2 separate regions of the Homo sapiens genome follow, and region 1 is linked to region 2. The links are chromatin contacts, found by Hi-C or POLR2A ChIA-PET in ENCODE. All regions are on one chromosome and are shown on one strand. The core of a region is the stretch at or near the end of the contact, and the rest is flanking DNA. Distances in the headings are between cores, read along the strand shown.

Region 1 (5,150 bases), core at 264-2,763, 460 kb before region 2:
CCTCCTAACCACCACTGTGCTTTAATATGGCTGCAGCACTCTTAAAATCCATCCGGAGCAATCCTGATTTCAAATATTTTGTCTCTTTGTGAGACGGATGGCAGTCGTCAGTCGGTCCAGGCTTCCTGTTGTTGACCTTATTTTCCAACCTAGATTGTAAGCTCTTGTGGGCACATATTGTGCCTTTTTCACCACTGTATTAGGTTGAACCATTAAAACGGCCAATATTTGGTTGCTTTTGATATAGAAAAATGGCAGTTTTATATGGTTCAACCTAATATCTCTGGTTCTTGTCCAAGGAAGGCTTGTAATACATATTTGCTGAAAGAATTGTCCTTAATCAGAAATAAATCTAATTTCAAAACAGGCAGTAGGCAGACAGCTTCTTTCCACCTCTCCAAATCTCTTGACTGATCCCCGAGGCATATTTCCAGCTTGATTTTTCTTGTCACTGGCTTCAAGCTGCGTTGGTTTCCTGTCTAGTGTGTGAGGAGGTGAATTGTGTTTATGCCAAGACTTCTCTCTGGGATGTGGGTAACTCTCTTTGGGAGGCAGTTTGTGTAGAAGAAGGAACACAGATATGGAATCAAATCCCAGCCTGAAGACTTAGTAATTATATGATTTTGGACCAAAAAAAAAAAGACAAAAACAAAAAACAAAAAAACTGCACACACACACACAACAGAGCCTTGGTCTCCTCTTGGGTAAGACAAGAACAATATATGTACCACACAGCACCAGGAGGCAGGACCGGGAAAGAGTAAATGAGATAATCTATGTGAATGGGCCTGGCATATAGTAGGCATCTGCCAGATGCTAGTTTTATTCATTCTCAGTCTTTGTTAGAGAGAAACCAAACCAAAGACAGATACGTGATTTTCAGCCAGTGGTAACTTGGCAACTAGGAGCTGGTCTCTTGGGTCCTAGTTTTTCCAGCAAGTTACACTTTCTGTCTGTGATCTGCACACTACCATTTGAAGCACTTTTTCTCCTGCACACCACCTCACACCCCACCCAGCTCCCTCCTGACACCCATGACTGCCATACAGAATGTCTCCTCTCCTGCCCTCTGCCTGCCCCTTCCCTCACTCCTGGGAAGAAATCAGAGAATTTACTCCTCTGTGGTTTCATTTGCACTGGGTGATGGTGATTTTTTGAGGCACCTGATTGAGCTCCATGTACACATTATTTCAGCTCATAGACAGCAGGTCCACTTACCTGAGGCCACACCTTTACTTCATCAATCTGGTTCAAGGTGTGTTTGTATCCCCAAGGAAGGTTTTGATTGATGTAGTCTATAGCCACCAGAGCTGCTTCCTCAGTTTCTGGATCATCGCAGTTCGGTTGTCTATAAATCAGCCCTGGGCCATGTGGGGCTGAGTGGCAGCCCCAGAGCTGAGCAAGACAAAGGAGCAGGACGAGGGACTTCATGGCTGCCCCAGAGAGGCCCTGGCAGGCGTGCAGGTGGTTGGAGGCTTCGGGACCAACCCAGGTGCTCTGCTGGGAAAGGTAGACCCATGGAGGGTGGTGGGCTTTATTTATCTGTTGGAGCCTGCCGGAAGAATTGCATAAGGATACAGGATGATTTCTGCTTTGGTTCAAAAGAAAAAAAAAAACACCCTGCAAACATCAGCCCTGGAAAAGCAAACAGGTTAGGACATCGCTGGTCCCCAAGAAATCTGCCAAAGTCCATGCTGCTGTGGGGGAGATGCTCCAAAGTCTGCTTGGAACATGGTAATAGCAGCAAAGAGAAGACAGCTGAGGGAATGAGGTGGACACAGTCAGCCTCAGAGTGCCATGGGTTTGGCAGCAGAGGAAATGTCTTCTACTGTGATCTGAGCATGCCATGGGGTCTGTGAGAGGGAAGGGAGGATACTCAGCAATTTGATAAAATTCTCCAATGTCAGGGGGAGTTAGCTTTCCAAGAGGAGTCCTACAGGGAGAACAAGGCCCACAGATATAGCAAAGGTACAGATGTGTATAGGAGATGCCAAGATTTTGGGGGAAGATTCTTGGAGAAAAGAAAAAGGATGAGAGATGTTTCTGCCTAAAGTGGGGAATGGAGGTGGAAGAAGGGGGTTCCCGTGGCAGGACCACGGTGGGAAATGACCAGCAAAACGTGTGGGGTTCCCTGCCCCTTCTCTTCCTTCTCCAGACCTCACTGCCAGGGCCCTGCATGTGACAGCACAGATGGGCACTGACCAGAGTCTCCTAGCACTAGTAACCTAGTGCCCCTGCCAGTGCACAAGGGCAGCAGAGGGGAGTCCTGACTCATTTGACACAGCTCTGGGTTCGAGTCTGACACCGCAGGCTGAGATGCTGCACGAGCAGCTACGGACACAAATACCCCTTGAACATTCTTTGCAGACTCAGCAGAATTACAGTGTGTCTTTCTGGCCAGAACAGAGGGCCAGTGTTGACTCCAGGCACTGCCTATTAAGTGACCCTTGACAATTCCAAGTGTGACATCCAAGGAGGGTTGGCAGGATAAAGAGAGGCTTGGGAAATATCACACAAGGACCTGGTTTGGTTTAGTCTGAAGCAAAGAAGCCCTCTCATGGAGACCAACATGGTCTTCAAATATTTAGAGGCCATCATTGTGTGTGGGTGAATTTGTTCTAATGTTTGATATTGCTTCAGAGAAAAAAAAACTGGTTAAAAAAAAAAGAAAGAAGAGGGGCCCCTCCAAAGGGAAGCTTAATATTGATTTTCTGGGGTGAGAATCGGGGTGAGGGAGGTGAAGTGAGTGGTGATGGGGCAGAGAAGGTAGTTGGCAGGACTGTTCTCACATTTACTCCCAGCTGCTCACACACCACACCGAATCTTAATGTCAGAAGCTCAGAAGGTGTGGCCAGGACTCCAGGTTCTCTCCAAGAGGGGGACCATGATTCTTCCAGATGAAAAACAAACTCTGGTCATCCAGCAAGATGATCCTCAAAGCCAGGGGCAATCTTCCATCACCTTATACTCCATTTCACTCAGGGCCCTGACTCCTGAACTGTGTGTGGAAGCTATGCTTTTCTTTATATAATCTTTAAAAATATTGAAGGGCTGGGCACGGTGGTTCACACCTGTAATTCCAGCACTTTGGGAGGCTGAGGTGGGCAGATCACGAGGCCTAGAGATTGAGCCCAACCTGACCAACACAGTGAAACCCTGTCTCTTCTAAAAATACAAAAATTAGCTGGGCGTGGTGGCGCGCGCCTGTAGTCCCACCTACTCGGGAGGCCGAGACAGGAGAATCACTTGAACCCAGGAGGTGGAGGTTGCAGTGAGCCAAGATTGCGCCACTGCACTCCAGCCTGGCAACGGAGTGGGACTCCGACTCAAAAAAAAGAAAAATTGAATAAAGTGTGGTAAGGTGGCACACACCTGTAATCCCAACTATGAAGGCAGGATGATAGCATAAGACCTGGAGTAGGCTATGGTTGCAGTGAGCTATGATAGTGCCACTGCACTCCAGCCCAGCCAACAGAATGAGACTCTGTCTCAAAAAAGAAATCATTCACAATCTCATCATGCAGAGATAAACAGTGTTAATGTTTTGATGCATTTATATCTTTTCTTTTTTTCTATGTAAAATAATATTTTAATATAATTTTGATTATACTGCATATACAGCTGTTAAAATTTTTTCACCTATTGCTTTAACTTGAATATTTTCCTATGTCATTAAGTAGACTTAAAAACATGTTTACAGGCCAGGCACGGTGGCTTACACCTGTAATCCCAGCACTTTGGGAGGCCAAGGCAGGTGGATCATGAGGTCAACAGATAGAGAGCATCCTGGCCAACATGGTGAAACCCCATCTCTACTAAAAATACAAAAAATTGGCTGGGCGTGGTGCTGGACGCCTGTAATCTCAGCTACTTGGGAGGCTGAGGCAGGAGAATCACTTGAACCTGGGAGGCAGAGGTTGCAGTGAGGGGAGATTGTGCCACTGCACTCCAGCTTGGGCAACAGAGTGAGACTCTGTCTCAAAACAAAAAACAAAAAAAAACAAAAAAAAAACAAAAAACAAAAAAACAAAAAAACACACTTTTTTATTTAGGAATCTTTGGCTTTTGATTCTTTTTTTCAGGATAGATTTTTAGAAGTAAAATTATTGATTCTAATGATTTGCACATTTTTAAAGCTCTTAATTTTTATAGTCAAATAGTCTATTTGGCTATGCCAATTTATCCCCCTTCCATTTAGCTGTTGTGTGATGTCAGCTCAGCTGTTTTCTCTTTTCCTCTGTTACTGCTTTCATGCTGACTTTTGTGGGAACTTAGATATGTGAACACTCTCAGAATTCTTTTTTAAAAATGTAATTTATGAATATCTTTGCTTTTATCACAGCTACTCCATATGTCTAATACTTATAAACTAAAATAACTTTGGTATCAAGCTGAGTAAAATGATCCCTTAGATTTTTTCAGTTTCCTTAGAAAGAAATGTTGCCATTTACTTACTGGAAATGAGGAAGAAAATAGATGATATTTTGGTATGTTTTCCAAGATGGCTGTAGCATTAGTGCCAATGGGTAGTTCCCTGTGCCTGATGACACCAGTTTTAAACTTTAAAAGATTCTCACTTGCCAAATGTATATGGGACTCATGAGTGATCTTCACGTGCTGAATACATATACTCATGAGTAATCTTGGGTCAGTTTGATCCAACTGGCTCCAGCTTCTTTGCATATCAGTAGGAGATAGGCATTTCCTCCATTTTCTGGTCCTTTGCTGCATTATTTTAGTTACTTTTCTGTGCATTTTTCTATGAGGCTCACATCACAGCAATAAAATAATCCTCATTCCATTCACACTATGATGGCTGATAGTGTATTGAGGATATCAAGGGCTTGTTAGAACTGGTCAAGGAGAGCAGGCCCAACAGTCTAAGGAGCAGGAGAGGATCAACAATCTCCAGGAGATGGCAGCAGGGTGCCGGGCAGTGCTTGCTGGGTGCAACCCTTGTGTGGCTGATGGCAGAAATCTCAAGATGGCAGCTGTCTTAGTCCATCTGTGTTTCTATAAAGAAAAACCTGAGGCTGGGTAATTTATACAGAAAAGAGGTTTATTTGGCTCATGGTTCGCAGGCTGTACAAGAAGCATGACACCGGCATCTGCTTCTGGTGAGGGCTATAGGCTGCTTCCACTCATGGCGG
Region 2 (5,126 bases), core at 415-2,914:
TTTTTTGTTGTTTTGTTGTTGTTGAGACAAGGTCTCACTTTGTCACCCAGGCTGGAGTACAGTGGCGAGAACACGGCTCACTGCCGCCTCGACCTCCCAGGCTCAAGCGATCCTCTCACCTCAGCCTTCCAAGTAGCTAAGGGCGCGCCTCCACGTCTAGCTAATTTTTGTATTTTTTGTAGAGACGAAGTTTCACCATGTTCCCCAGGCTGGTCTTGAACTCCTGCGCTCATGCGATCTGCCCCTCTGGGCTTCTCAAAGTGCTGGGATTACAGGCGTGAGCCACCGCGCCTGGCCCCTCAGACACCTTTCAAATGGTTTGGGAAGGGTTCACACTTCAGGTTATTGGCCATTTTACTAGGCATTATCTGAATTACACACCCTGAGAAGGCAACATTCAGGAAGAAGTCCCTCAATCTCTTGCTTCTCTTGAAGTAATAAGAATGTGTTGGTTTGCAGAAAACAGCCCCCAACAAAGTCAATCCCCAGCACTAGTGAAGTTCACATTTTTATTCTATTTTAAAGGGGAAATTACATGCTGTAATAGTTTTGTGAACTTCGAACTATCATGCAAGAGTCTAGTGTATCAATTCTCTCTGTGATCAAACAGAAAACTATGCACTAAGCTGCTGATCTTAGCACTTGGCCAGGTGCTGTCAGTGATGTGAATAGTTTTTAAGAAAATCATGGAGACTTTAGTTAATGGCCTGACTCGCCCAATTACCAAAGAAGCTTGGGTGCTAACTACAGAAACGTGGGATGACCTCTTTCTATCAGGGTTTGAAAAGGCAGGCTTAGCCACATCCAACTACCTCCTAAAATAGGATCATAACTATTTTACCTGCTAGCCCCTAATTTGAGGGTAAGGGACTGATATCTCTTTGACTGGAAATGAGGATATGATTTCATACTTCTTTCGGTTCTATAGTAATAGAATCCACAAAGCTGACCAAAATATTATGTTACCCAGGAGCCCCAGACTCCTACCCTGTCAAGACCTTTGTCAGAACCGCTGAAAAACAAGCAGGAGAGATTTGAGTTTTACTTCCTCTTCCGTGCCCTGGAGGTACTAACTAGCAAATAAATAGCTCAGCTAAAGGGATAAAAAAGAGAAGCAAGGGTCTTGTGTCATCTAAATAAAAAAAAAAAAAAAAAAAAGGCCGGGCGCGGCAGCTGGTGCCTGTAATCCCAGCACTTTGGGAGGCCGACACGGGCGGATCATGAGGTCAGGAGATCGAGACCATCCTGGCCAACATGGTGAAACCCCGTCTCTACTAAAAATAAAAAAATTAGCCAGGCATGGTGATAAGCACCTGTAGTCCCAGCTACTCAGGAGGCTGAGGCAGAAGAATCGCTTGAACCTGGGAGGTGGAGGTTGCAGTGAGCCGAGATTGCATCACTGCACTCCAGCCTGGGTGATAGAGCGAGACTCTGTCTCAAAAATAAAAAAATGTGGGGGAGGGGCTCTACCAGCGGGAAATGTAGGCACCAGCTACCATCCTCTGCTTCCAACAGAGCCATCTCCACTGCCAGCACGTAGGGCTTATCAGTCAGTACTTCCACAGTGTGTTGTACCCTGAACAGGCACTGCACTGGCTCAGAGAGTGCCGTGGTGAATAAGCTGAAGTCCTTCCCCTCATGGGCATGGGAGATCAGGAGTGAGAGAAGGCTGACCACAGGGGAACATGCCACAAACGTGTTCCACAGGGGAACAAAGAATGCTACATTGCATGCCACAGATAAGTGCTGTCCGAGTCTCCAGTCTCCAGCCTATGCCTCGCTTCCGTGCGTCCTGGGATAAACATAATGCCCACAATAAGACACACAGCACAAAATGATGTTGATGCATTCTCGGTTTTCTCCTCTGGTGACTATCAAAAAACAGAGACTCTCTCCCCTTTTAGGTCTCTGGGCTGGTGGAAGCCAACATAAGGATCATTTTCAGCTTTTAGCACCAGGTTATGCTAATTGTCCACAGTGTCTTCTGGTTCTATCCTTCCCTTCCATTTCCTGGAGCCCTTTATTTTTATTTTATTTTTTTGAGATGGAGTCTCTCTCTGTCGCACAGGCTGGAGTGCAGTGGTGCAATCTTGGCTCACCACAACCTCCGCCTCCCGGGTTCAAGTGATTCTCCTACCTCAGCCTCCCACGTAGCTGGGATTACAGGTGCCTGCCACCACCTCCAACTAATTTCTGTATTTTTAGTACAAACGGGGTTTCACCATGTTGGCCAGGCTGGTCTCAAACTCCTGGGCTCAAGTGATCCGCCCATCTCAGCCTCCCGAAGTGCTGGGATTACAGTTCCTGGAGCCCTTTCAATGTAAACCTGGCTTACAGTAGTGCCCTCTTAGCCAGGCACTCACTACCCCAGCTCACCTTGACAACAGCTGTTAAATAATTTCCCTCAAACTCTTTTCTTTTGTGTCATGTTATTCTCCAGCACAGAATGCCATCTCTCATGCTTCCTCATTTCTTCATGTGAACCCAGTCTTTCTGCCTCCCTTTAAAACCCCACACCAGCTGCCCCACCTGTGTCCATGACCACATTTCTCATAGTTTGCCCTGAACTCAACCTGCTCATCTGTGACTTCTCTACCCACTCCCTTTTCATCAACACATTTCCTTTCCTTCCTTCAGATTTTAAAATTCTTTCCTCCTTGTTCCCATCAGACTTTTCTCATTCCATGCCCACCTTGTTTTGGACACCACTTGGTTTAGCCGACATTGATTTAAACTCGTTGATGGTTCTGTGTTCAAGAGTTCTGTTGTTCCCTGCGGTCACACTGTCATTTCCTATAATGTGGTAAAAACCACAAGAATGAGTTCATAGGTTCTGTTTCTTTTGACATCCATCTTTCTCCTTCTCTTTCTCCATAAGACAAGGATTTTACTAACTGTTACTTTCCATTTTACAGTTTACAGTGGGCTTTCATTGACAATCTATTCTTTGATCTTTGTGAGGAAAATAAGACAAATGTTATCCTCCTCATTTACAGTTCAGTAAGCACTGGCTCTGAAGAGTCAATGATTCATCTAAATGTTCACAGCAAAGAAGTGGAAGTGTCTGGACTCAAACCCAGGTCTTTGAATTCTAATTGCTTCCTGTTCCCACTTCATCGTCCTACTCTGAGCATTATCATACTTAATAAATATTGTGGATGGATAATGTAGATTATTAAGGTGGCAAGGCCACACTCAGGTAGGAATTAACTATTTCAAAGCCATGACCTGAGGATAAGGTTGGGAATAAAGGCAAAAATGAGAATACATCAGTGTCTTTCACTTCTGATTGACTTAAAGTTTACAGGAGGAAACACTTATAAACCCTAAAATTTAAAGAAAAAAAAGTTTTAAAAAGAATTTGGGGTCTTCCCTCGAAGGCCAAGAAAAGAGGAAATACATAAGGCACTCAATTGGGAACTCTCCACATAATGGTGCTTGGTCAGAGGTCAGACCAAAGCCTCGGTCACTTGATTGACATCTCAGCACTGCCTTGGCAGGAATGACCAGGAGCAATGGAGGCTGGGAATCTGAAGAACTGGGCTCTAATTGTGCTGCTGCTCTGTTTGTGAACTTAGGCTACTCTAATGGGCTCCTGCAGAGGGGTCGATTGAGTCCCTGAGGTCTCCTCTGGCTGTGACATTCTGAGAGTCTGTGAATACCAAGAACACAAGACAGGTGTGAGCTGATCACCACGTGGGAAGCTCACACCTGTCTCTCCCCAGTGCTTCCGCCCCTCACTTCCAGCCGTGCCAAACTCCAGGCCCAGTCAGGGTCAAGTTGCCAATTTTGAAGCCGTTCAAGGACAGTTGTCCTTCTGCATGGGGCTCCTTCCATCCTGAAGCTGGCCTTTCCTTTCTCTGCGACTCACTCTCCCTTAGGCTACTGAGATTTGCATGCCACTAATTCATTTCTGCCTCTTTGCTTTTAGATTAAAATTACTCACAAGAACCAAGCGCCCATGATGATGGGGCCTCCCCAGAAGAGCAGCTTCTTCTCGTTGAGAAGGAAGAGCCGTTCAAAAGACTAAACAGTGTGCCAAACACCAGCTAAACCAAGAGAGAAAGCAAGAAACTATAATGCACACTCACACACAATTTATGTGCACACTCACACATGCACACACACACACACATACACACTCTTCTCTAACCAGTGGAAGCAAAGCCACCCTTCGGGAAGAAAACGTCACCTTGCCATACATTCTGTTTCAACAGTGGGTACACCCCTAACAGAGCCAGTGCCAACAAAACATTTTGAATGGACTTAGGGCCCATGAGGTTGTGGCTGGCTTAGGCAGCAACCTCCACATTCCCACAGGCCTTGAGCAGAATTTTCTGAGACTGAAGGGAAATCCCCCTTTCTTTCTACCAGCCCTGCAAGTTTCCTCATGGACGCTCGCGAGGAGCAGGCTGCAGGTTTCCTGCCTATGGTGAGATCAGATGTGGCCAAGGGAAGGAGCTCTGGTTCCAGAGAATTTGCACAAAGTTCCCTCTGTACAGAGACAAAACGGCCTCCGGCTCTCAGAGCATAATCCTTGGCAGGGCTCAGCAGGCGCACGTTGGTTTCTTGGTCGTCCTTTGAGTGACAACTTCTCCGTGAACCTGCTGAAGAGGCAGAAAGGCTGTGGAAAGCTGTATTTCCATTCTTGGGTTTCTGCGCCGTCGGTGGGCACTTGTTATTTTCCAGGAACCTTCTCCTGGTGTCTACATGTTTGCTTAGAGGCGGCTCCAAGAGCCCCCAGAGCTGCCTGCATAGCACACCTTAGATGTGGTATTTATTTTCTTAGTTCTGTGAACACCTGGGAGGGAGAGCGGAGAAACTGGGATTTATTTTTCAAATTGGTGTCATAATATTGTGTAAAAAGGGAAGGAAAAAAAAAACCACCCCCAGCTTCTTTCTTTTTCAAGCCAAAGCGTGTTTCCTGTTTGAGTTCCAAGCCCTGGTGGCAGACTATTCCTGAAGGCAGAAAAGATGGGAAGGAAGGAACTTTGCTGGGGAAACCAGGAGACGGTTCCCTCCTGCTTCTTTGCACTCACCACTCCCAGAGTATGACCTGAAGGACCTTCTGATGGTCTTAACGTGTGTGCGCGCGTGTGTGTGTGTGTGTGCGTGTATATATATAT

The links. Hi-C counts contacts between places; a loop is a spot of excess contacts on that map. ChIA-PET counts read pairs that join two places held with the same protein, here RNA polymerase II (POLR2A). Pooled maps may share reads with other maps.
Region 1: a pooled map shows a loop between it and region 2 (3-fold over the local background). The contact joins the promoter of AHSG here to the enhancer-like site in region 2. A Hi-C loop is called at or near these places in 2 of 50 pooled maps. POLR2A ChIA-PET finds 5 or more read pairs at or near these places in 2 of 52 experiments (SK-N-SH and activated T-cell).

Annotation. Positions count from the first base shown.
Region 1 is chr3:186,609,423-186,614,572 of GRCh38, reverse strand. AHSG (alpha 2-HS glycoprotein) reads right to left here and starts at 1,513. Exons shown (of 7, transcript NM_001622.4): 1 at 1,219-1,513. The coding sequence starts at 1,431.
Region 2 is chr3:186,148,994-186,154,119 of GRCh38, reverse strand. DGKG (diacylglycerol kinase gamma) reads left to right here. Exons shown (of 25, transcript NM_001346.3): 25 at 3,932-5,126. The coding sequence ends at 4,030. Among named protein-coding and RNA genes, the nearest start is that of ETV5, 42 kb to the right of the region's middle. Within about 2 kb of position 1,664, at least 4 of the 41 ENCODE cell types and tissues checked have a DNase peak (open chromatin) inside an H3K27ac peak, as active enhancers do.